3 separate regions of the Homo sapiens genome follow, and all the other regions are linked to region 3. A link is a loop called in an ENCODE intact Hi-C map of the cell type or tissue named here. Cell type or tissue: PC-3. All regions are shown on one strand.

Evidence for each region. Peaks named below come from ENCODE experiments on the same cell type or tissue, not always from the same donor. Only the 100,000 strongest peaks of a DNase experiment are listed, where the experiment ranks them.
Region 1: it touches region 3 in a loop (3.0-fold over the local background); 2 of 110 quality-filtered maps call a loop at or near these places.
Region 2: it touches region 3 in a loop (1.9-fold over the local background); 2 of 110 quality-filtered maps call a loop at or near these places.

What each region holds. Positions count from the first base shown.
Region 1 is chr6:55,864,973-55,872,972 of GRCh38, reverse strand. The region is part of intron 1 of BMP5 (bone morphogenetic protein 5); the gene reads left to right. Among named protein-coding and RNA genes, the nearest start is that of BMP5, 6.6 kb to the left of the region's middle. In PC-3, no CTCF peak of the experiment used is centred here; DNase peaks (open chromatin) are centred at 3,932 and 6,642; H3K4me3 peaks cover 1,307 bases; H3K27ac peaks cover 5,662 bases.
Region 2 is chr6:55,754,813-55,762,812 of GRCh38, reverse strand. BMP5 (bone morphogenetic protein 5) reads left to right here. Exons shown (of 7, transcript NM_021073.4): 5 at 2,280-2,356; 6 at 3,698-3,808; 7 at 7,131-8,000. The coding sequence ends at 7,280. Among named protein-coding and RNA genes, the nearest start is that of BMP5, 120 kb to the left of the region's middle. In PC-3, no CTCF peak of the experiment used is centred here; a DNase peak (open chromatin) is centred at 4,062; H3K27ac peaks cover 3,698 bases.
Region 3 is chr6:55,635,536-55,643,535 of GRCh38, reverse strand. It overlaps a transcript of HMGCLL1 not described here. Among named protein-coding and RNA genes, the nearest start is that of HMGCLL1, 60 kb to the right of the region's middle. In PC-3, a CTCF peak has its summit at 4,120; a DNase peak (open chromatin) is centred at 6,965; H3K4me3 peaks cover 472 bases; H3K27ac peaks cover 3,076 bases.

The sequences.
Region 1 (8,000 bases), 230 kb before region 3:
CACATGGAACTTTTTAGTCATTAAAATATAGCTTAATTTCAAATTAATGTGATTGCTTTTACCTAGTATAAGGGATATGCAAGTGTAGCTTGTGGTACATTTTGCTTTGTAACATTTCTAAAGTATTATTCAAGAATTTAAAGTAGTTTAAATATTTTAATAGAAAAATTTCAACCTAGCAAAATTTATATATTCATAAACCATTGAGAAAATCAGGTCATATCATCTAAAATCTGACAAAGAAGCATATGTATGTTACATATTTTAATAAACGATAGCTCAGTCATGAATGTCATAATATATTTTATTAGAATTGCTCTGATCATTCACAAGAGAAGTGTAAGCATGATTTTTGGATTTATGTGTTTACTTTTTATAAATCTACATAGAGTAAGAAAGTCAAAACCAATAATAGTTTTATTCATTGATTCCTATAACTTTTTTATTATTGAGAAACACATTTAAAAATAAATGACATTTTGGTTACATTGTTCAGATTATAATAACATAGCAGTTTATTAGTTTATTGCCTATATGAAGAAATACAATTATTCATTTGACTCTAGAGAAACAATATTAGCTATAAGCTTTAGAGAAACTGTGTGTTTATTTTTATCATGCTTGAACTTCTGAGTAGTGCTTTATATTCAATAACAAACTATGTTGTTTCTTCTTTATTTAATAATTCCAAACTAAATGTCTTACATGAAATTACTGACAAACTGATTCTGATACTAGGTGAGTTTTTCTTGGTAGACTTTAAGGAAAATTAAACCACAGTTTAATTATCCTTTGATCATGCCTTCAAATACATTCAAGATTTATAGTTGATCACTGCTTAGTAAAAAGCTTCAACTTTTGCATTTCTTTTATAATCAAATAAATAAATAAGCATACTCAGAAAAGGTGAAAGTGTAATAACATTATTAGCTGCAATAAGAGTGCCAGTGCTTTTTAAATGTAATATCCGTTAGCAAATATTACCTGTAGTTTATTTCATGTTCTTATAAGACTAAAAAGGATTAGATTTTATTTTTTCACTGTCTTAAAAGACATGCATATAGTTGAGACTAAGTACAAATGAGTCACATTAGTAGTAGGCAAGGGATTTGTATTGAGGAAGTCACCTGGATATTTAAATATGTGAAAAGAATCTGTTGACATTTCCCATAATTAGAAGAATTATATAAAAAGGATCTAGTAGCATCCTTTTAAAAAATGCTTGTGTGTTGTCCTTTTCAAGTCAAATAATGGATTTTCCACAGGTACCTTGCCATTCAGAAATTCTTTTTTCAACATAGTTTTGGTCACGAAGAACAATTAAACTTAATCCAAACTCAGAATCATGTTTAACAGAATACCTACTGTTTAAAATTCAGATGAGATTAGCTTTATATTCATAAGTGAAAAATAGATTTGAATTTACTAAAAGCAAAATAAAAAGTAAATAAATTGCCTAAGGCATGCAGACATCTGAATATGAAACCAAACATATCATTTTAACCTTTATTTTAGTGACTCGTTTATTTTGAAGAAACAAATATAAATTATTAACTGTGTGAAGAGAAATATTCCTTCGATCATATTCATTATTCTTAGGCCACTTTTATCAGTCTCATAGTATTAAATTTTACAGATTGAATTCTTTGCTTTTTCCCTAAAACTGTTGAATATCAGTGGAACTTTTGCTTGGTCAATATAATATTATTTTGTTAGTAATAAAAATGTTTTTCTGTTTAGTTTTATTTTCTTTTTTAACCATCTCTTTGTCAAAAGTGCTAAGTGTTAGTATATGTATTAAATACCAGTACAAGTTAAAGACATGATTAGATAATTTGCTTACAATATTTATCTCTTGTTTACACAAATAAAACATGTAGTGTATTTCTAAGATCTTTTAGTTAGAAGCCAATTTTATTTGATTACTTGGTGACATTATCACCATAATGACATAACACTAGATGTTTTAGAGGAAGTAAAAACAGGAAAATTACTTTTATATTATTCTTTGTATCTACATATTCCTCTGGAAAAAGTTGAACTTTGAGTTTATTAATGGTTTTTCTCTTAGATGTATTTCAAGAATACGTTTTAATTCCAAGCACAAAAGTATTTAAATGTGTTGTTAAATTTTTTAAATATAAAAACATATTTAGTCTGTTATCATGAAAGAAAAACGCTTTCAAAAACTAAACCTTTTTTGCCTACTTACCCTAATCATTAAGTTCTCTTGGTACTGGAAGGAAAAAATGCTTTATGTTCTCAGTTGACAGATTTGAAAGACATCATTGATAATTTATTATTGTTTTTGGCTGAATCAAGTGCCCAGTGGAAAGTAATTTATATACAAATCTACCTAAAGATGCCTATCTATGTAGTCTCTCCAACAGAGTTATTAACACTTGTGTAACATAAACACACCCATAAACACATGGAAGTTTTTTTTGAAGGGGGATGGGTTGGAAGGAAAGATAATATAAAGCCATTATAGTATATATTCATAAATTATGCCTGGAGTAACTAATGCTAATAATGGGTAAAGCAACAATCATTCTGTAAAAGTTTTAACTTTTGAAGAGAAAAATATTGCTGAGTGAGGAGACCTTTTTCTCTCTTCTTCAACAACACTTCACATTCATAATCACGACCAACGGGATTCTTTTTCTCCTTTAAAGATGGTTGATTATCAAGTGATTGGCATGACAGACAAACTCTGGGTTGCCAGAGATAGTTATAATCATAGTTTAATTAAATGCTTTTTTTTTTTTTTTCAAATTGTAGTGGTTACTCACAAATATCAAATTTTAAAAGTTTAATGAGACGTATTAGCTGGAACTAAGAAGGACTTGGGACTGCCTCAGCTGCCACCTCTCCTTCCCTTTCATTCTTCCATTTTCTGTAATATCACCACTCTCCCTCCTCCCTTCTCATCCCAGTATTTTTTGGCCTTTCCTCCTTGTTCTTGGTCTCTGTAGCCCCAGGCTCTCTTGGCACCCCTCTCCTTACCACTCCCACACTTCCTGGGGTCTGCCTTTCGTCCTGGTTTGCTAGAGGCTTAAATTAGTTGAAAATCAATTAGTTACAGTTTGAGAATTGAGGTACACTCTCCTGTTTTCTCTCCAGTTGAGAAGGAAAAGGTTATGATGTGCCAACTGCAGCCTCCACCCACTGGGAGAAAAGCTCCCCAGGGCATCAGAGCTGCCCTGGCTCTTGCCATCCCCTGTAATTGTTTCTCCATCATCCCATTCTTCTTTGCCTCCTCATCTCTCCCTAAGGATCCCATTGACAGAATTTAATTGTGTTTTGCCTTTATTTTATAAAATAACATTTAAAAGGGAAAATTTCAAGAAAAGTAAAAGAAAGAAAAAGAAATCAACAATGAACAAAAATAACACTCATCAAACATGCCATTCCTGTTTAGTTTATAAAAAGCTTTTGTGTTTATTATCCTTATTTAATATTCTGTCACTTCCATGAAGAAATTATTTTTTTTTGAAAAGAGATAATGAGAAAGAATAAAGAGACGAAGAGTGAGATATAGAGGCATACAGGAATAAGGATGAGACAGAGAAAGAAAGAAAATATTTTTGAAAAAGAGCCTGAAAGAAAGAAAAGGAATGAAATGAGTCATTAAAGGCTGGTTTTTCAGTTGTACAGGTGGAGGAGATGCTGGGAAATCCTCAGTCTACCTCATACCAAACAGCAGCTAATTCAACATCCCCAACCACATCAGCTCGAGGGGAAAACCCTTTCATCCTTACACACTAAAATACCGAAGTGGGGAAGGAGGGGGTTGTCTCAGTATGTGTGTACAAGGAGCATACAGACAAGCTACTCACATTTACAGTCATAAATAATGTAGTAGCTCAGCTTTAAAAAACCACAGGTTAAAGGAAGAGGCTTCCCTGACGCACAGGAGAGGGGCTGAGATCAGAGGAACCACTGAAAGGGTTGGAGAGAAACAATGAATCCCTTGTTCTAAGTAATATTTATGAGTGCTTCTTTGCACCTTAAGTTCATATTTTATTGGCTGGGCCGTGGGGTTTCCCCATTTGCTCATCTCTTAAAATAATACCCTTGGCTAAGATATCCTTTAAAACACACTAGTCAGCCCTGACAAACAGCTCATTTATTTAGAGGAAAAAGGGATCTGTTTTGATTTTGATGTCAGATTGGGATGTTTAAGATTCAGCTCACAAAGTCTGACAGTAAGATAAAAATAATGGTGGAGTATTCACCTGACTTTTTCAGAGATGTTTAAAACAATCTGCATAACCAAGTAGTAGTAACACCTAGTTTGTATGAGTCTTGACCAAGAAGCTGTGGATAAATGATAATTTTAAAAGGCAGAAACAAAATCTATGAAAATGTACAATGTTTAAAAAGAGAAAAAAATACTATTTGTAGATTAGTAAGAAAGGTCTTTAGTGGTTTGGGGAGAAAAAAACAACAAAAACAAACAAACAAAAAACCCCATAAATCAAAAAGAATGCATTAACCTCGGCTTGGAAGGCAGTGAATTAAATACATATTACATAACTCTTAGAAACTAAAACCTTGTATAATTCTGAATAGTTGGATGTTGAAATTAAACTGGAGGTTGTGCTGTTTTATGACTTCTAAGACAATGAAGATCCTTGTCTTCAATATTGTGTTTGTTCAATTTCTTTCTAGAAAAAAAATTAGCAACTTTTATTGTTCTTGTTAAACAGGTTTCCTGGAGTTGTTAGGAATAAAGAAAATAGTTTTAAAATGTCAGGATCAACAGATGTAAATCCTATTTAGATTTTATTCAGGACTATAACACATGTCTAAATCAAGAAAAGATTTATTAACATGTACAAAATCCTTCAGCTATTTTAATGCTATAATGACATGAAAAGTTCAATGTTATTTGTTGTTCTGACTCTGTGATTACCCTTTCTATATAGGAGACACAGCCATCTCCAGAATCTTCAGTTCATGGCATATTACTGCTCACATGACTTTAAAGTTCAATTATAAATTAAATTTAGTTGCTTTCTTTTCTGTGCTTCCATGGCAGAAATAGAGTAGTATACAGGAAGCCAGAATGCTTGGATTGGAATCCCATATTCCACGCTTACTAGCAGCGTGAACTTGAGCAAGTTATTTAAATTATTTGTGCGTCTGGTTGCTTATCTAAAAAGTGCAGATAATAAGATCACCTTCCTCGATGAATGTTGAGATAATCTGCATGAGCAGCTACATAATCTGTGGACCCTGATGCAAATGAAAATGCAAGCCCCTTATTCAAAAATTATTAAGAATTTCAAGATGGTGGCAGCAGAGTATTACACCAAGAGCAGGGCCCTTCTAAGCCCGGGACCCTGTGCAACTGCGCAGGTCACTTGCCCGTGATGCTAGTCCTACATGTTTGATTACATGTTGTGGCAACAGAAACCATGTCCCATTCATCCCTTCCCGCCTGCCCCACCCACTGAGATGTATCAGCATTTCCAGAAGAAAAGAGACAGAATGTGCAAACTGAATTATTTAGGAGAGTTTAAATGATGTTATAATGTTTATAGTGTTGTGGGCAGAGGTTTTGTTTTGTTTTGTTGCAGCAAAACAAGGGATCATATAGTATCTTGGGATGGCAGGGTAGCCTTCACTACTCCTGGGCAGGGGGCATAGTTACCAGAAAGCTCAGAGGAGAGATATGTGGGGAAGGTGCCCTGACAGAAACTGTGGCATTGGGAGAAAGATGCCATGCATCTAATCCTTAGATACTCAGCGGGGGGGATACAGATACCAAGGGATAAATACCCAGACCATATGCTTTGGTCTTCCATTGGTTCACCCTCACTGAAAGCCAGAGAGCCACAGAACCCATTGGTGCAGTTCCTAAAAGTTAGTCTTTTGGTGAGAATAGCAGAATAGGGAAATGTGGAGAGTGGATCTTGAGGTACAAATGGAAGATATTTGGCACAAGTAGATAAATAAACATTGGTTGTTTAGTCAGCAAGTGTTCTAGAATTACTTCAATTTCAGTGCAAGTTACTGATATATATGTTAATCTTTGTATTATTTAGTTAATTTATAGTAAAATTCAAGAGAGAATAATAATTTAGTGTGAGAGATAATTACTTCAGGAGTTGGTGAAATAAAGTGGTAAATATAAGCATGGCATGCTGAAAGAAAAAATCCTTAAATTGTACATGGGTCAATAATTTCAGGTGATATATTAAAACCATTTTAGAGAAAATTGAAATTAAGAAACAAAAATTACCCAGAAAACAGAAGCCCCTAAAACAAGAAAAAGCAGCACTTTCAGATCACAATATGAACTGCGGACTGCAATTGCCAATGAAAAAATTCAGTATGGGAACGAGAAGAATATATGCAAGTATGTAGAGCAAAATGAAGAGCAATATATTTTTCAAATCCCTGTTTATTGTCAATTGTATGCCATACCTCCTGAGATGATCCACGACTGTGTGTTAAAGCTTTTTTGAATTCTGAGTGGAATCATATGATATTCTCACATGCAGCATTCGCATTCCATAGTTAATGTTGCAGGCATAAATAATGTTAGAATGAGGTAGATAGGGATTATTGTCTTTCTTCTTTGCTACCTTTATTCTCCTCTGGCAGACCATCTGTGACTCAGAGAGGCAGAATTTAGTAGTGGAGCAGGTATGTCAGCTATTTAGTTCTCATAAATAATCAAGCACTAAACCTTGAGGCCAGAGCCACTCCCTGCCCTTCAATCACAGAGAAACACTGAATAGAACAACTCCTTTCCAGTACAGTTTGTGTTTTCCATCAAATTTGCTACAGTTGGAAATTTCACTTATATAATTATTAAAAGAGGAAGAGAGGGTGCAACTCAGAAACTGTGTAGGCTCTTCTGCAAATAACCTTGATGCAGACACACAAAAGACTTATTTATCTAGTGGGGAAGCAATGAAGGTTATTAATTAAATATGCTTTATGTCAAAATTTTTGTAGATGTATTCTTTGCTCTGGGTGAAGAAGGGTCATTTGGTTCTCCCTTAACTGTTTTAGTAGGGTTTCAGTGTTAGGGTTTTGGAGCCAGACTGGTTTGAATTCCAGCTGCGTATCCTTGAGCAAACCATTTCACTTCGTTGAAACTATTTCCTCATCTAAGTGGAGCTCATAATACAGAATTGGAGTTAAGACTGTATAATGTAAGGTCCTAGACTTTTGAGCCTACATGAGACAAATACTAAATTAATGGTCTCAACTGCTATTACAACTATTTCTACTAGAATATACTATGGAGATCTAATGTTAGAGGAAATCTACATTCAGCCTACAAGACTTTGTCAAATAAATGCCTTGCTGAAATTCTGAAACATTATGCACATAATTTTTCCTCTGTCTAAAAGAAAAACCTTGAATTTCATTGACTCTTTCTTCAAGCTGGACAGCTGATGGACTCTGTTCCCCCACTAGAGTGCTTTGGAAAAGGTCAGTCTATGTCAGAGCCTTCATGAGACGGACTGTGGTGCTTTCCTCTGAGGACCCAAAAGCAACATTTTCTGTGATTAGCTGCTGAAAGGTGCTTTTCATACTACCTTTGGTCAGAGTCCTAGAACTATTCCATGGTTTTACTTTAATTTTAGATATTACCTGTTCCATTTCCTTGCTTGTTAAGGAGGGGAAACTAATTAGAAGCCAAGGTAGTAATATACAATTAGAAGATATTTGATTGTAAAGACATGGACAGTCTATAAAGAACCCTTTGAAAGAATGTAAAAAAAAAATGAAAAGTTTTTAATGCTTATTTTCATAAGTCAACTCACTTTGAGGGTTTTAATTTTTAAGAAGTTGATTCATGATGAAAATTTAGGTGTATAAACTTTTAAACTCTAAGCAGGAAAGTCACTCTGTTCAAATAATCTTTCAATCCTGGAGCTTTCAGTATTGTCTGTAACTCAAATCATGTCTGAATTTATGATTTATAATTTGCAGCTATTCTCATTACTACTTAAATCATTATTATAATTTTGTTT
Region 2 (8,000 bases), 120 kb before region 3:
AAGTTTAAAGAAGTTTAAAAAACTTTTAAAAAGTTTGCTGACCCCTGGTCCAATGCATAGCTAACATTTGTTTTTCCCCGTTTTGTATATCAAGGAGTTTATGAAATCAAACCAATAGTAGAATCAATTATTTCTTTTTCTAAACACGATCGAGGAAATTTAACCATTTCATGTTTAGTGTTAAAGTGTTATTTATCCATTGCCTGAACAAAGTTAGCTGCAAGGGAGATATTTCCCTGAAGAAGAACCAGAATGTAGAGTCTGAAATAAATCCTCTCTCCCCCATTTCCCATTATCTACTTATTTAATCTGTTTTAATGAAGTTAATTGCATAGTAGGAATAAATAACCTAGAAGAAAAATACCTTGATTTCAAAATTTAATCATTAGCTTGTTTTTTAGATTAACATTAAACAAATAATTACTTGAAGTAACCATGAGAAGCAAGGCCCTCTATGATGGGCTCCTTTGATCTCTAACTTGCCTACACTTTCATTAGAGGTTGAGAGTAATTAAACAGGAAGGTGACACTTTAACAAAAACTGTAAAACAAATTATTTTTTAATTTTATTTCTTTAATATTTTATTTTAGAAATAATCAAAGTGGACTAGTTTTTCGAATGTTATTTGTACAAAATGTGAGCAAACCCAACACAAGACAAGAATGAAAAATGTTCCATAAATCTCTGTGTTTCTTCAGTATTTTACTTTATTCCAGATGCAAGATTGAAATTCTACATTTATATTTAATAATTTAAAACAATTATAAAAAGTTATGGGTATTTCAGATTACATTCCAAAATATGTAATGATAGTATTTCACTTGCCTCAAATCACTTATGGAACACTATGAGAAATTTGTCCATTAACTCCTCAGATACTTTTTTGAATGTTTATTTTATGCCAGGCACTGTTCCTGGCACTAGGGATACATCAGTGAGCAAAACAGAGCCAAACGAGATTCTTGCCCCTATGACGCTTATATTTTAGTGGGAGGAAACAGACAAGAAGCCACACATAAATAAATGAGGAAATGACATAGCATTTCTAAAAGTGATAATTGAGATGGAAAAAAATCAGAACAGAGTGAGAGAAATCAGGTGTATCAGGGTGAGAGTTGCAATATTAAAAGGGTAGTGAAGGTCTTGTTGAGATGTTGCTTAAGCAAGGACATGAAGATGCAGGAATTAGCCATGTAGCTATCCAGGGAGAGGGACTAGTGAGAGAAAAGGCTCTAAAGTGGGAGCAAGGTTGACTGTGAGTGAAACAGCAAGGAGGTATGGTGGCTGGAGCAAGGTGAAGGAGAAGAAGTGAGAGTCAGAGGGGTAATAGGATCAAATGAGTCAGAGGGGTAATAAGACCAAAATGTAAAGAGCCTTGTAACCACTCTGAGAATATTTCACTCTTAATGATATGAAGACCATAGAGGGACTGGCAGGGAAGTGATGTAATTAAGTTTACTTGTTAAAAGGTCCACTTGACTAGTTTGCTATAGAGGAGCAAGGGCAGAAGCAGGGAGACTAGCAATGAGGATATTGCAGTAATTCATGCCAGAGATGATGGTGTCTTGGACCAAGACCAATTATGAAGGGCGTGAGAGCAGGTGCATTTTGGACTTATTGAAGATAGTGTGTGAGATTTCCTGACAGATTGGATGTGTAAATGAAAGAAAAAAAAAGAACTATTTTGATTCTTGTTGTTTTGTTTTGGTTTTTATTTTTTAACCCAGGCAACTACCATTAGTCAAGAATGAAGTCTACAGGTGGACAGGATTTTGGGGGATGATTAGAAGCTCAACTTGTGGTATCCTGAGGTTAAGATATTTATTAAAATAAAATCAGCTAAGTAAGATCCCAGTATCTGCCTCATGGAAGATGTTACAAGTTATTGCACAAATATTATATATATATAATCTCTCTCAATATATTAAGTACCCCTAGAGTATGAATGAATTAATGAATAAGTATTCATTGAGCAGATGGTACTCAATGAACGACAGACACCATGCTGTGCCCTGTCAAGTAGATGGCTTAACAGAATCCATGTTAGAGCTTCATCAGGTAAATGGTATTGTCTACATCTCACAGAAGAAGAAACTCAGGACAAGTAACTTGACTGAAGTTCACATGGTTAGTAAGTAGTTCTAACTTTAAGATTGAAACTCATTTTTCCACAACTTCAAATAAAACCCCTTTAAAAAATCTTACCAGTGATCTCACAAAAGAAGTATTAGTATATCTGTAAGCAACCATTTATTCAAAATGTGGTTTTTATCTTCAGATTATAACACAAGTGAGCAAAAACAAGCCTGTAAGAAGCACGAACTCTATGTGAGCTTCCGGGATCTGGGATGGCAGGTAGGAATTTTCAGTCAACTTTGGTGCTTCTTTTCTGAATTATCATAAATCCTTAATAAGTCATAGTCTTTGGCAGTAATTTTCCAATATAATACCCAATGATTTTTGACATGACCATTTAGAATATGGCTTATTCACTTTATTTTCATTTCTCAATTAACCTTTTACCATTGAAACATGATTAGTAGGTATCACAGTCAAACAAAAAAACTACGCTGAATGAGACATAGAACACTAAGATATTTAGGAAGAAAAAAAAGAGTGCCGTTGTTTAAGTATTCCAAACTTTTAATTTTATTGTAAATAGAAGATTTGTTCATATTAGTATAAGTAACTCCACTAAGCCTCTGAGGGTCTCCAACTATTGGAATGTCCCTGTCATGGGGAAGATGACAGACATTTTTTTTTCTTGCACTTAAAAATGTATTGCTATCTTTTGGGTAGCCTTTAGAAACAGGATGAGGAGGAAAATTTCACCAAAGTAATTTTTTAATGGCTCTATGTGGTGACAGTTTAAAATGAAATTTTAAGACTTCTCCTAATATTCTATTAGAATGGATTCTCATATATGAGTTCCTGTATTGAGAAATACTATTAAAATGTAAATATATTCAAAATTCATGATAAACTTTCCACATGAATAACTCAATAATTCCTACATTTGTGCCAAGTTTTATTTCTCTGTGGGAAAAATATCAAGGCAACCATTCATGTACCAATTCTTTAGCTTCCCGAAATTTATCATGTTCAGTTTTTAGGAATTTGCTCCAATTTATTTTTTCTAAAGAGACCATAAAGTTAATGCATGAATGGAAAGAAAAACAGCATGCAGAAAAAATATTAAGGCTTTAGGATGTTGTCAGACTTATAAAACTAAGAATGAGTTCTTAAGAAGTAATGAGAATGATCTCAATTAACTTGATTCTCCTTTTTCTTTCGGGTTCACTTGAACTTTCCAGAGTTCATCATTTCCTGTTTAAACAATATTTAGAATGCTATTTTCTTATAATAGTTTTATTCGTGAATACATGTTTAATACATACTATGAATATCTTACATAACTACCCCTTGGGAGTAATTAGAGAGGACAATTTCTTGTGAAAATATTTATACTTTTGTCCTAAACTTCAGCTTAAAATTAAAGGGTGTGGGGAAGATAATTCCATTAGAATAATTGTTGGACCAAGAATAGAAACCTATTCAGATACAATATATTTCAATAACTTTTAAGATTTTTTAAAAATTTTTACTTTGGTGATATTTTTTCTTGTTGTTTTTTTTTTTTTTTTTTTTTTTTTTTTTTTTTTTTTTTGTGTGTGTGTGTGTGTGTGTATGTGTCAGGACTGGATTATAGCACCAGAAGGATACGCTGCATTTTATTGTGATGGAGAATGTTCTTTTCCACTTAACGCCCATATGAATGCCACCAACCACGCTATAGTTCAGACTCTGGTAAGCTTTGTTTTTGAAGGATTAAGAAAAGCTTAGAATGCAAGCATATTATAAAGTTGTTTTAGAGGAAAGCATCTATTTACAATTTTAATGCATTATTTTATCTTCTCAAACTCATTTGTTTCTTTTTAGAGCTGAAGTAACAACTGTGGGTATAGTCAGGAAACTCGGGCTGGTTTAGAGTAATCCCAGTTACACAATGGAGAAGGATTCAGCTAGGAAAACTGGAGTAATAACATGAAATGGTCATCTTGAACTGTTTGTTCATTACACAGTATGACTAAGCACACAGGTTCCCTGGGGCTGTTTCTAACCTAGCAATTCATTAGTAATCATTGCAAAAACATTGAGTAATAGCTGTACTAAATTTCATCTGAGGGTTTTTAATTATTTAAGAATGTTCTATAACATACTTTGGTATTATAAAAGTTCTTCAATGTAGTATACAAATAGGAAGCTAATTTCTATTTCTTATTGTTCTCCTCCTCCTCCTGTAATCTTTAAAGTAGAAATTATACTTCCTTTTCTTTATTCCTCAATCTCAGAAACTTAGCAGTGATTAAATCTCTAATAATCTAGGCTTATTTTTATGAACAATGTACTGAAGGGTTGACGTGATTAACTGATTGCCTTGTACCTAATGAGCTCATGAAACCTATTGAGAGTCTGATGTACCTCATAGCATCTGGCCTATCGATTTGGCAGAGGAACAATCTCCCTAAGACTAAATGAGAGGCTCCTAGAAAACATACCAGACTATGTGACATAATTTTAAATCAATGTTTGGGCTAATATAAAAATTTTAACTTTTGTATTTAAGAAGAATGGGAGAGAACACATTATTTTAGAATCAAGGCTTGATGGGAGTGGAATTATTTGGTGGACGCCAGTAAGAGAAAAGTAGATAGTAGACAATCTTGTCTTTGTGGGTGAGGTTTATTTATGGAAAAAGAAAGAATTACTCTTAGAATTTGTGAAGATTCGACTCTCCATAAGTTTGCTATTTTCCCCCACAATTAATTTAAAACTTAAAGCTGAATTAAGGAATAAACAATGATATCTGTGAACTGGCAAAAGCAAATACTTGAATGACTTGATATTTACTGGCATCTTTATTGACTTAATAAAATACGACAGAATATCTAGACACCAAAAAGTGCAATCTATAACAACTAGAGCATGAACGTTATCAAAGACTGGAAATAACCTTGGGCTAGAGAGCAACAGAAAGATAAAGCAAATATACATTTTGATAATAAATTATTTATAAGTATTCTTCTTTTTATTGATTCATGACCAGTGAGAATGCCTACTTTAGTGCCATATACAAGGTAAAGAGTAAATTTCTGGGGGGATTTAAAGTCTGATATGACTTCACCTTTGCTATCTGTAAGTATAAGCTCTTCTTTATATGGAATAGTGTTTCCAGGAGTATGGAGTGTAGGTAGGCTTTGCAAGGATGGATGTTTTGCATTCAAACTTCTACCACTAAAAGAATTTTTAAGAAGCTAACTTTTCTCTTTGTATATGAGAATTCATGTTGACATGAAAGCATATCAGATAAAGAAGAATGCTGTTGTTTCATCCTATGAAGAGAACTTCATGATCACTGTCTTTCTGTAAGGTCATAGAATAACTCCTATCAGTTGAAGTAATGCTATTTAATTTCTCAGAAAATTCTTTGCCTCTTTTTATCATCATTTTGATGACTATGAAAGCAGACTTTTGCTTCCTTAGATATGGATCTAATGTATCAAAAATTCCCTCAGGCTAAGCAATGCCTACTTATTGAAAAATACCCTTTGTCAAATACTCCCCCTTCTCTCATTTTTTCTTTTTTAAAATAAATAAATACATATTTTCAGCTCTTATGGCTGTAGTAAAGTATCAAAAAACAAATATAAAAAAAATCTGACACAAACTTTGAACAAGAGTCTGCTCTGTATCTCTACCCTGGGATGTAGGACATAAGTCATTGCAAAACTGGAGCATACACGTGAAGTTTGATTTTTTTTCCCTGGTGTTGTGCACGCTTTATGTTTGTTCTGTGAAGGACATGAAACAAAAAGACGGAGGAAAGCATGTTTGTGACTAATATATTGAGAAACCATTCAAGAACAATCCATTTTTTTTCCGTTAGGCTGCCAAGGCCATTGAAACAGCAGGATTATCAATCATGTATGTGTGGGTTATGGAAGATAAAGCTGATGAAGGACATAAGCAGCATCAGAAATTTGTAGAAACTATCCAACTTTTAGTTTTGTGAGGCCTTAGGAAATTTCAAGTTCATGTCAGATCACCTCATTTTTCCTGCTGTTTCTGTCCACATGCAAGGCCCCTATATCATTTCAGCCAGGACGTTGTACAGCCAAAACTGTAAGAGGCTGTATTTGCTTTTTGTGGATCCCGTAAGACTCATCAGTGGGATTTCCCATAAACTCCTCTGGGGGAAGGGCCAGAATAGGTGGGTGGGAAATGGGGGAACTGTGTTCTGGCTCTTTTCTCAATTATTTCAAATCATAGGCAGACTGCCAGTCTGATCAAAATTATTATCAACCCTTTACTTAAGCATTTCACTTTTCATGTACAGACACCTTTTTAGGCTTTTGGGGAGGTGGATGTTCATTTGTAAAGTCTCTAGGCCCTTTGCTTCTGATTTAGCTTAGCCTGCTTTTTGGCACTTGTCTAGGGGGCAGGCAAGGGAGAAAAAAAGTAAATGGATATTAAACTCCAGCCAATGTGATAAAAAAATTCTATGAAGAGCTGAAATCATTGCTCTAAGGCAAGTATTGGATTATATGTGGATTTTATTTTATTATGATTTTTATGCTTCTTTTACCATGGAAAATTAAGAGTTGGCTTAAAATGTATGATTTATTGCTTAATTTTCCTTTTAAAAGATAATTCTTAGATCCAAATCTTTCTGCAACTATGTGTTTTCATTGATTTGCTCTTGTAACTTCCATATTCCTCATGATATATATAGGAACAGTTATTTCAACTAAAAGCAACAACGTGCTAGTTGCTGTGTTCTTTCCCTAGGAAAACTTCCACTGAATATTCTATAGAGGAAGTTTTCTTTATTTGGTGAGATATTTTTCAAGGTTCAAACACATAATTGAATTGGCTGGGTTGATTCCAGGTGTTAATGCTTAAGAATACATCCTTCAGTCCCCCACCCCAGTCATGGAATAAATGGGAGAAGGGAGATCAGCTTAATGGTGTGCCTGATTATGAGTGATAAAATAATCATACCATTTTAAAACTGCAAAAGAATGTATATTTTATTTCTTAATAAAACAAAACCTTTTTTCTTTCCCAGGTTCATCTGATGTTTCCTGACCACGTACCAAAGCCTTGTTGTGCTCCAACCAAATTAAATGCCATCTCTGTTCTGTACTTTGATGACAGCTCCAATGTCATTTTGAAAAAATATAGAAATATGGTAGTACGCTCATGTGGCTGCCACTAATATTAAATAATATTGATAATAACAAAAAGATCTGTATTAAGGTTTATGGCTGCAATAAAAAGCATACTTTCAGACAAACGGGGAATTTCCTAAAATTAGTCTGGCTCATTTTGACTCTTTTCCTATGTACAATATCATGTATATAGTCATTTTTATTTATTTAAACGTATATATTCTCTTCTGTGGAGGCTTTATCAATAAAATCTATTTCATAGGCCACTACATTATACAATAGATCATCTAGTATAATTTTCAATGGGTTATGCTGAGTCCATTCAATTCCATTTCAACATTTTTTTCTAATACAATTTTACATAATTTTCTGAGATTAGACAGAACTCCTTTGACTGTTTAATATTGTGGAAGGAAATTGAATAATTTAGTTATATTGTGCCAATGAAAACCATGATAGAATATTTATTTAGAAATAAGACTTAAAAAAATAACAACCCAAACAAAAATTCTTGGATAAACACAATTTCTCTTTTAGAGTTCCTGCTTCATTAGATAAAGTGAAATGTTGAACTGGATTTGAATAAATAAACGGTAGGCAGAACATAGAAGCTGAAAGATTGCACAGAATTGTTTTAACTGTTTGCTTTAACAGAAGTGGTGTAACTGTAGGAGCATGTTCCTTTTTGGCTTGTGGATTGTAGATTTTGCAAAGAGCTCAAAGCTTCAGGAGACAGGCTTGAGCCTGTGTCCATAGCTTTCCAAGTT
Region 3 (8,000 bases):
ATAGCACAACAAGGGGACTATAATCAATAATAATTTAATGAATAGGAAGAATCAGTATCATTAAAATGGCCACACTGCCCAAAGCAATTTACAAATTCAATGCTATGTCTATCAAAATACCAATGACATTACTCACAGAACTAGAAAACAACTAGAAAGCAATGCAAATCAAACCCCCAATGAGATACTATCTATACCAGTCAGAATAGCTATTATTGAACAGTCAAAAAATAACATGTTGACAAGGTTGCGGAGAAAAGGGGACACTTACACACTATTGGTGGAAGTGTAAATTAGTTCAATCATTGTGGAAAGCAGTGTGGCAATTCATCAAAGAGCTAAAAACAGTATTACCATTCACCCCAGCAATCCCTTTACTGGGTATATACCTAACAAAATATAAATCATTCTTTCATAAAGATACATGTACGTGTATGTTCATTGCTATATTATTCACAATAGTAAAGAAATGGAAACAACCTAACTGCCCATCAATGATAGGTTGGATAAAGAAAATGTGGTACATATACACCATGGAATAATATGCAGCCATAAAGAAGAATAAGATCATGTTCTTTGCAGGAACGTGGATGGAGCTGGAGGCCATTATCCTTAGCAAACTAATGCAGAAATGGAAAATCAAATGTTGCATATTCTCACTTATAAGTGGGTGCTAAATGATGAGTACATATTAACACAAAGAGGGGAACAATAGACAGTGAGGCCTACTTGAGGGTGGAAGGTGATGGGGGAAAAGGTCAGAAAAAATAATTATTGGATACTAAGCTTAGTACTTAGTTCCTGGGTGACAAAACAATCTGTACAACAAAACCCCGTGACACAAGTTTACCTCTACAACAAGCCTGCACATGTACCCCTGAACGTAAAGTAGAAGTTTTAAAAAACAAAACAACTAAAAGGTATAATTGGATTGTTTGTAACACAAAGGATAAATGCTTGAGGGGGATGACTAACCAATTTCCCATGATGTGATTATTAAGCATTGCATGCTGGTTTCAAATATTTTATGTATCTCATAAATATATATGCCTATACATACCCATAAATTTTTTTTAAAAGCAGCCATAAAAAATTCATTCAGATTGACTCATAATTTTATATTATTGTTAATCAGTCCATTAAAAGAGCTATATCTTTTTCTAATTCTGATTAAGTGCGGCATTATTCACAATAGCAAAGACTTAGAACCAACCCAAATGTCCAACAATGATAGACTGGATTAAGAAAATGTGGCACATATACACCATGGAATACTATGCAGCCATAAAAAATGATGAGTTCGTGTCCTTTGTAGGGACATGGATGAAATTGGAAATCATCATTCTCAGTAAACTATCGCAAGAACAAAAAACCAAACACCGCATATTCTCACTCATAGGTGGGAATTGAACAATGAGATCACATGGACACAGGAAGGGGAATATCACACTCTGGGGACTGTGGTGGGGTGGGGGGAGGGGGGAGGGATAGCATTGGGAGATATACCTAATGCTAGATGACGAGTTAGTGGGTGCAGTGCACCAGCATGGCACATGTATACATATGTAACTAACCTGCACAATGTGCACATGTACCCTAAAACTTAAAGTATAATAAAAAATAAATAAATAAATAAATAAATAAATAAATAAATAAAAATAAAAAAAAATTAAAAAAAAAGAAAATTATGAGGGAATGTGAAATACCTTTATAAATTTAAAATTACAAGGATTGTTTTAGCCATCAAAACAGAAATACAATTGCTAGGAAACAGATTTGATTTTCTTCCCTTTTACAAAACGATATTTTTGCATTTGATGTTTTCTAGTTATAGAATACGTATTTATTATAATGGCTGAAATAATTGGAAGATATACAAAAATAAATTTATTCATTTCCCTACTCTCTATTCCAGTTGTGTTTTCCCTACTGTTTTCCTACTCCCTTCTTCCAATTCTGTTTTCCTAGGGTAACTACAGAGTATATCCTTGTACTTATTTCTCCTTGATCAGAAAAGCATATCTATTTGTGCATGTGTGTGAATACACACACACACACAGGCACACACACACGTATATAACATTTTTATCATTTGTTGTTATTTATAGATATTGTCTTTAATATACCTATTACTATGCAACTTGCTTTTTCACTTAGTAAATGGGCCCACCTTTTTGGTCAGTAGATCAAATTTTAACCTGTTGCTGCTCTAATTCATTAATGCATATAAATAGAAAATTAATTATATATAAGAAATTATACAACACATGCTAGCTTTAAAAATTATTCATTCTTTTTCCTTATTATTTGCTTCCCCTCTCCTTCCTGTCTTTTATAATAGCTCATAATATATACAATTATAAATACATAGTTTTTGTTACTGTTTTTTTTTACCAAAAATTTATCTGGTTTCCTATTTATCATATTTGTATGTTTTAATAATTGCTCAGTAATATCTTGTGAAAATCTCTCCAAATAAAGTGATATTACTCTAATTTATTTCTTAATGGCTTTATATTTTGATTTAGACATTTTTTGATTCTTTCACCCACTCTTTCATCAATGTGAATTTATTAGTTATTAAGTTTTGATTTATACACAAAATATAAGGATATAGTGGACATCTTTGAACATATGAAAACTGTGTCTTTCCAAAAATATTTTTAAGTCAATCGTGGGTTTGGAGAATTCCATTCAAACAACAGAAAGATAAACTTTAGTTCATAGAAGTAAAATTTTAAAATATTACACTAAATAGTATATATAATACATAAAATACAAATTTTGTAATATAATATATGTCACAAATATATATGATATAATACAAATAAGGATGTGATAATGTTTTAAAGAATAATGTAGCATGTGCCTACAATGGTGATACAATATCACTAATGCATTTGAAGGGCTTTCTCTTTTCTCAAATATCACTCTCTCCTTTCTTTCTTACACCTCATTATAGTGCTAGTGATAACACAATCTTGAATGTGAGGTTTTACATTTTTATGTTTTTATTAATTTAAATTAATTAACTAATTAATTAATATATTTCTTTATACAGCACAAGTTGTATAGCTTAATAAAAGAATGATGCTGTATGTACTCCTCTATGTCTTCTTTTTTGTATATATTATATTTATGTGATTCATTCTTGTAGTAGGCAAGCGTCTAGTTATTGTCATTAGCTTTTAGTTTTGGGCATAATTTTCAATGAATAAATGAAATTCATTTACTTGTTATCCTGTTAATGCACATTTAGTTTGTTTGTTATTTGTATGTATTGAGAAGTTAAATTACTGGAGTATTGCATGAACATCTTCAACTTTTGGAGACACTGCCAAATTCCTCCTCCCATTATTTCTCCTCCTCTTATCTCCCACCTGCCCCTCCTCCTCTTCTTATCCACTTTCTCTTCTTCTTTCCCTTTTTCTTAATCTTTCTTTCCTTCTTTCTTTTTGAGATGGAGTTTCATTCTTGTTGCCCAGGTTGGGGTGCAATGGCATGGTCTGGGCTCACTGCAACCTCCGCCTCCCGAGTTCAAGCTATTCTCCTGCCTCAGCCTCCCAGGTAGCTGGGATTACAGGCACATGCCACCACGCCTGGCTAATTTTTTTTTTCTAGTAGAGAGGGGGTTTCACCATGTTGGCCAGGCTGGTCTTGAACTCCTGACCTCAGGTGATCTGCCCGCCTCAGCCTCCTAAAGTGTTGGGATTACAGGTGTGAGCCACTGTGCCTGGCCCACGTTTCTCTTTTTCTTTTCTTTCTCCTTCATAATTTTCATTGTCATTATCCTTCTTTTCCCTAGTTTATGCAACTAGTGAAGGAAAACTAGAATAAAACTGAGAGTAGAGAACATTTATGTGATTATTAGGAGATTATAACCTTAAAACACTTAAACAAATTAGAGTGTATGGTGCTTATGTGTGGAGAGCAGCAACTTAAGTTCTAGTTCCAGCACTGCCTGTCTTTATGATATGCTCTTTCATAGACTATTCATCTCTATTTCCTTATCAATAAACAAAAATAAATATGCCTGTCTTCTCCAGTGGAATTTTAGCTCCAGAAAGACAAGAAATATGAGTATTTGGTTCAGAAACATGGTGTTTGGAAAGCATTTCCTGTGTCTAGAATAGTGCTGCCATCTAGTAGACGTTCAATAAATATTCACAGAATAAAGAATTTATGAAATAACTATTTTAGCAAGGTGTTGGTACATAATAAGTGCTCACTAAATGTTTGCTAATAAGGTACTGTCCTGCTAGTAGCAGCAAAAATGTTATCAGTAATGGTAGTGGTTATGCTGTTTTTGTTATTAGGAATAATAATAGTAGCTAACATTTATTGAGATGGCACTATATGTCAGTCACATGAATTACTTAATTTAATAGTTCAACATTTCTTTGCAGCAAGTATAAATACCATCATTTCATGAATAAGAAAACTAAAGCAAATAAAGTTTAAACAATTATTACTAATTATAACTAGAGTTTATAGAATGATACCATAGTAACTAAATAATTAGTCTGTTTATCTGTCAGATGTGTAAATATTGTCATTTTCCTGTGTTTGCCTGGGCTGCTGCTAGGACACATAGATTTAAATTTGCAAGTTATTCTTAGCAATATTTAGAACCATATGGTATAAATTTAGTGTTTATTATACTCTTGGCTTTATTCTCCTGTTTCCATTTTTTATTTATCTTAATTCCCTAAACTATTTAATTTATCTCTTTTACTGTATATATTTTTTAAAGCTACCTAAAACAAAACAAGGTTAGGAACATATGAAAACAGATTTCTTCACTTGGCATATCTCCTGTCATTTGACTAAGAATCCTGTGGATTAGGCAGCCTTATCTACATTATATAAATGAGTAAATGAAGTTTTCAAGAAGACAACATGACTTTCAAAACATAACAAAGTCTGAAAATAAAAGAATCCAGGACTCATTTCAGACTGAAAGTATTTTTTGTTTTGTTTTTGTTTTTTAGGTTTGCCTCTAAACTAGCTAGCTTCTGTCTAAACTAAGCTTTTGTCATTTGAGGTAGTTTTGGAAGCTGCATATTAAACTCTTTCTTAAAATAGATGTGTCTAAATAACTTTTTATTTCCATTTTTTTTTTTTTTTTGAGACTGAGTTTCGCTCTTGTTGCCCAGGCTGGAGTGCAATGGCACCATCTCAGCTCACTGCAACCTATGCCTCCAGGGTTCAAGGGATTCTCCTGCCTCAGCCTCCCTAGTAGCTGGGATTACAAGCGCCCGCCACCACACCCAGCTAATTTTTTGTATTTTTAGTAGAGACGGGGTTTCACTATGTTGGCCAGGCTAGTCTCGAACTCCTGACCTCAGGAGATCCACCCACCTCAGCCTCCCAAAGTGCTGGGATTACACCACGCCCAGCTATAACTTTTTATTTCTAATATCACCTTGTCCCCATCCTATTCTGCCAGTTTGGTTTATTATCACAATTGCAATGGAGACTTAATTTTATCATTTATTATAGCATCAAATTCTAGGGTCACAGCTATTTAGATCATGTTCAAAGTGAGTTTTGTAGTTTCAACATTTGACAGTAATATGGATAATACAAATTATGTTTTGGGCATCCATTGTGGATCTTCTCTTACATATTTTCTTAGTGCCCTTCCTCTTGGATTTACAAAGCCACTGTTGTGACAATGATTTAGTCTTCATTCTCTAATGAATAATTCCATTAAATATGCTGTACATACATGTATCTATGATATCAATTTAATGCTGATGGGAAACACACACACACAGACACACACAGACACATACACACACACACACACACACACACATATCAAATTATAGAAGGAAGACCAGGGGAATGTATATAATTTTGATGTTCATGCTGAGCATTCACTATTCTAGGAAGAATACAGGAGGCCTATGACTAGATATGATCTCTACTCAGAAGAGTGTATTAAATGAAATTAAGAGAGACCATTGTTTTGGATTGAGCTTATACACCAGGCCCTAACAAATCAAGCCAAGTCAAAAGGGAGTTGCTGATGTTAAATGCCACATAATCGAACTGAAACATTAAGAAAGCAAATAAATCCCAAAACAGACCAATTTTTCGTGAACATGAGATTCTAGTCTACCACAGCATAATATGTTATTCCCCTCAGCTTTAATTATTATAAAAAGTAACCCGAAGTAACCTGATGTTCACCAATGTTGGTTTTTGTTTTTGTTTTCTATATTCTGCTTCCTTATCACCACTTTACAAACCCTATAATCTACCATTGCTCAGAGGGAGCTCTCATTTTGTTCTGTAGAATGGAGACTGTGCCGATTTATGAATCTCAAATAAAAGCTCGTCAAGTCTATAGCTATACTGTTGTTATTTTCTCTTTGACAGATGTATGCTAGTTCCTTGGCTGAAACATCTTAAATGGTAATAAGGTATTTCGAAAATAGAAGGAATTCCTTGAATATGTATATCAAAAATAATGCTCCATTTGTTTTTATTTTTTAGCTGGCTCTTTAAAAAGGCAATCTTCAAATGTATTGTGTGGAGGAAGTAATTTTATTATCACACTTATTTAGACTTTGGAGGGACAACTAACTCAAGGTTTTAAAAGGTTATATCACTGCAGGAAGCCCTTTGTACCGTCCTATACTCCAGGTGGGTCTGTCAGAAGTGAATAATGATACCAGGAACTCTCTCTTCAATCTACCTTTTTCACAGAGCTTGTTTCATTTTATTAAATTTGTTAAACAGTTCATCACTTTGACCCTAAACTTTTTTCTTTATTATTATATAGATTTAAAAGTGATACCATTTTGCCTGTAATTGCAATGAGAAAAATGCATGGGGGACCTGGTGTGAATGCAAGATGCCTCCTTTGTTTGCACTCTCCAGAGGCATATTACTCATATGTTAGTTTAACACATGCCCACAGGCAACAGCTCATTGCTTAGAGTTAAGAAATATGAATCCTTACACTAAGCCATAAGTTATTTAGCTTACCAGCAATTGAATTTAAAAGATTTAGGTTGTGAGTCCAGCTGTAACACTGGAAACAAAGCATGTATAGTAATAAGGACATATGGAAATTTGAGTGAGTTGCCACTGGTATAGCCAGGAAACTTAGACCCTTTGTTCTTAGTGAGAACAAGTTACTGTACATTTTACTCATTTTTCATATTAACCTTCAAAGTTCTGTTGATGTTCCATCTTGATCTTTACCTGAATGTTTACATATACCCTCCATAATACTTGCAGGATATTTTGAACACATCAGCATTCAAAATATGCTTTAAAATGTTGGCTTTTTTTCTAGTTTAAAATGTTTTTAATCATTCCTTAATTATATTCCCTTTTGAGGTGGTCTCTACTTTATTAATATGTGTGTAGGACTGGGTTCTGTGTGATGTCCTAGGTCATATTATTAATCACTTGTGAAAATGAAACAAGTACCCTAAAATCTAGTGCTATACTTGATCATGAGACTGATATTTTCAGTGTTTCAGAGTGGAAACACCAGAGGTTCATTATGCTGCTGGAGGACTTCCAGCTACTTCTTATTAGGCTAATATCTGGGTCAGAGGGTGGGCGATGCTGGAAGACAAGACTGGGTTCCCAGAGCAGCTTCTGTGTTCAACTCTCATGGCCGCTACCAAGTGCCCAGAACTTTAACTCTACTTCTCTGGTCACATTTTTTATTCAATGTCACTATTCTTTGTGTTCAGCAATGGCCAGCATCAATAGGGCTGGAACAATGAATTTTTCTTTTATGCCCTCTGTCCTACCACTTGAGCTCTCTTTACTCTTTCTTTCTTGTCCCATTCTCATAGTGCTGTCATAAAGGAGAAATCCTGCTGAAGGTGCCTGGCAGATTATTCAATATAATGCAGCACCTTCTCCACAAACTTAAGCGAAAGCAAAAATCAACTATCAGTAAGAATGGCATCTAAATGATGACTAGCTTGCACCTTGGACAGACAGTATATAGTCTTTATTAATTTGTA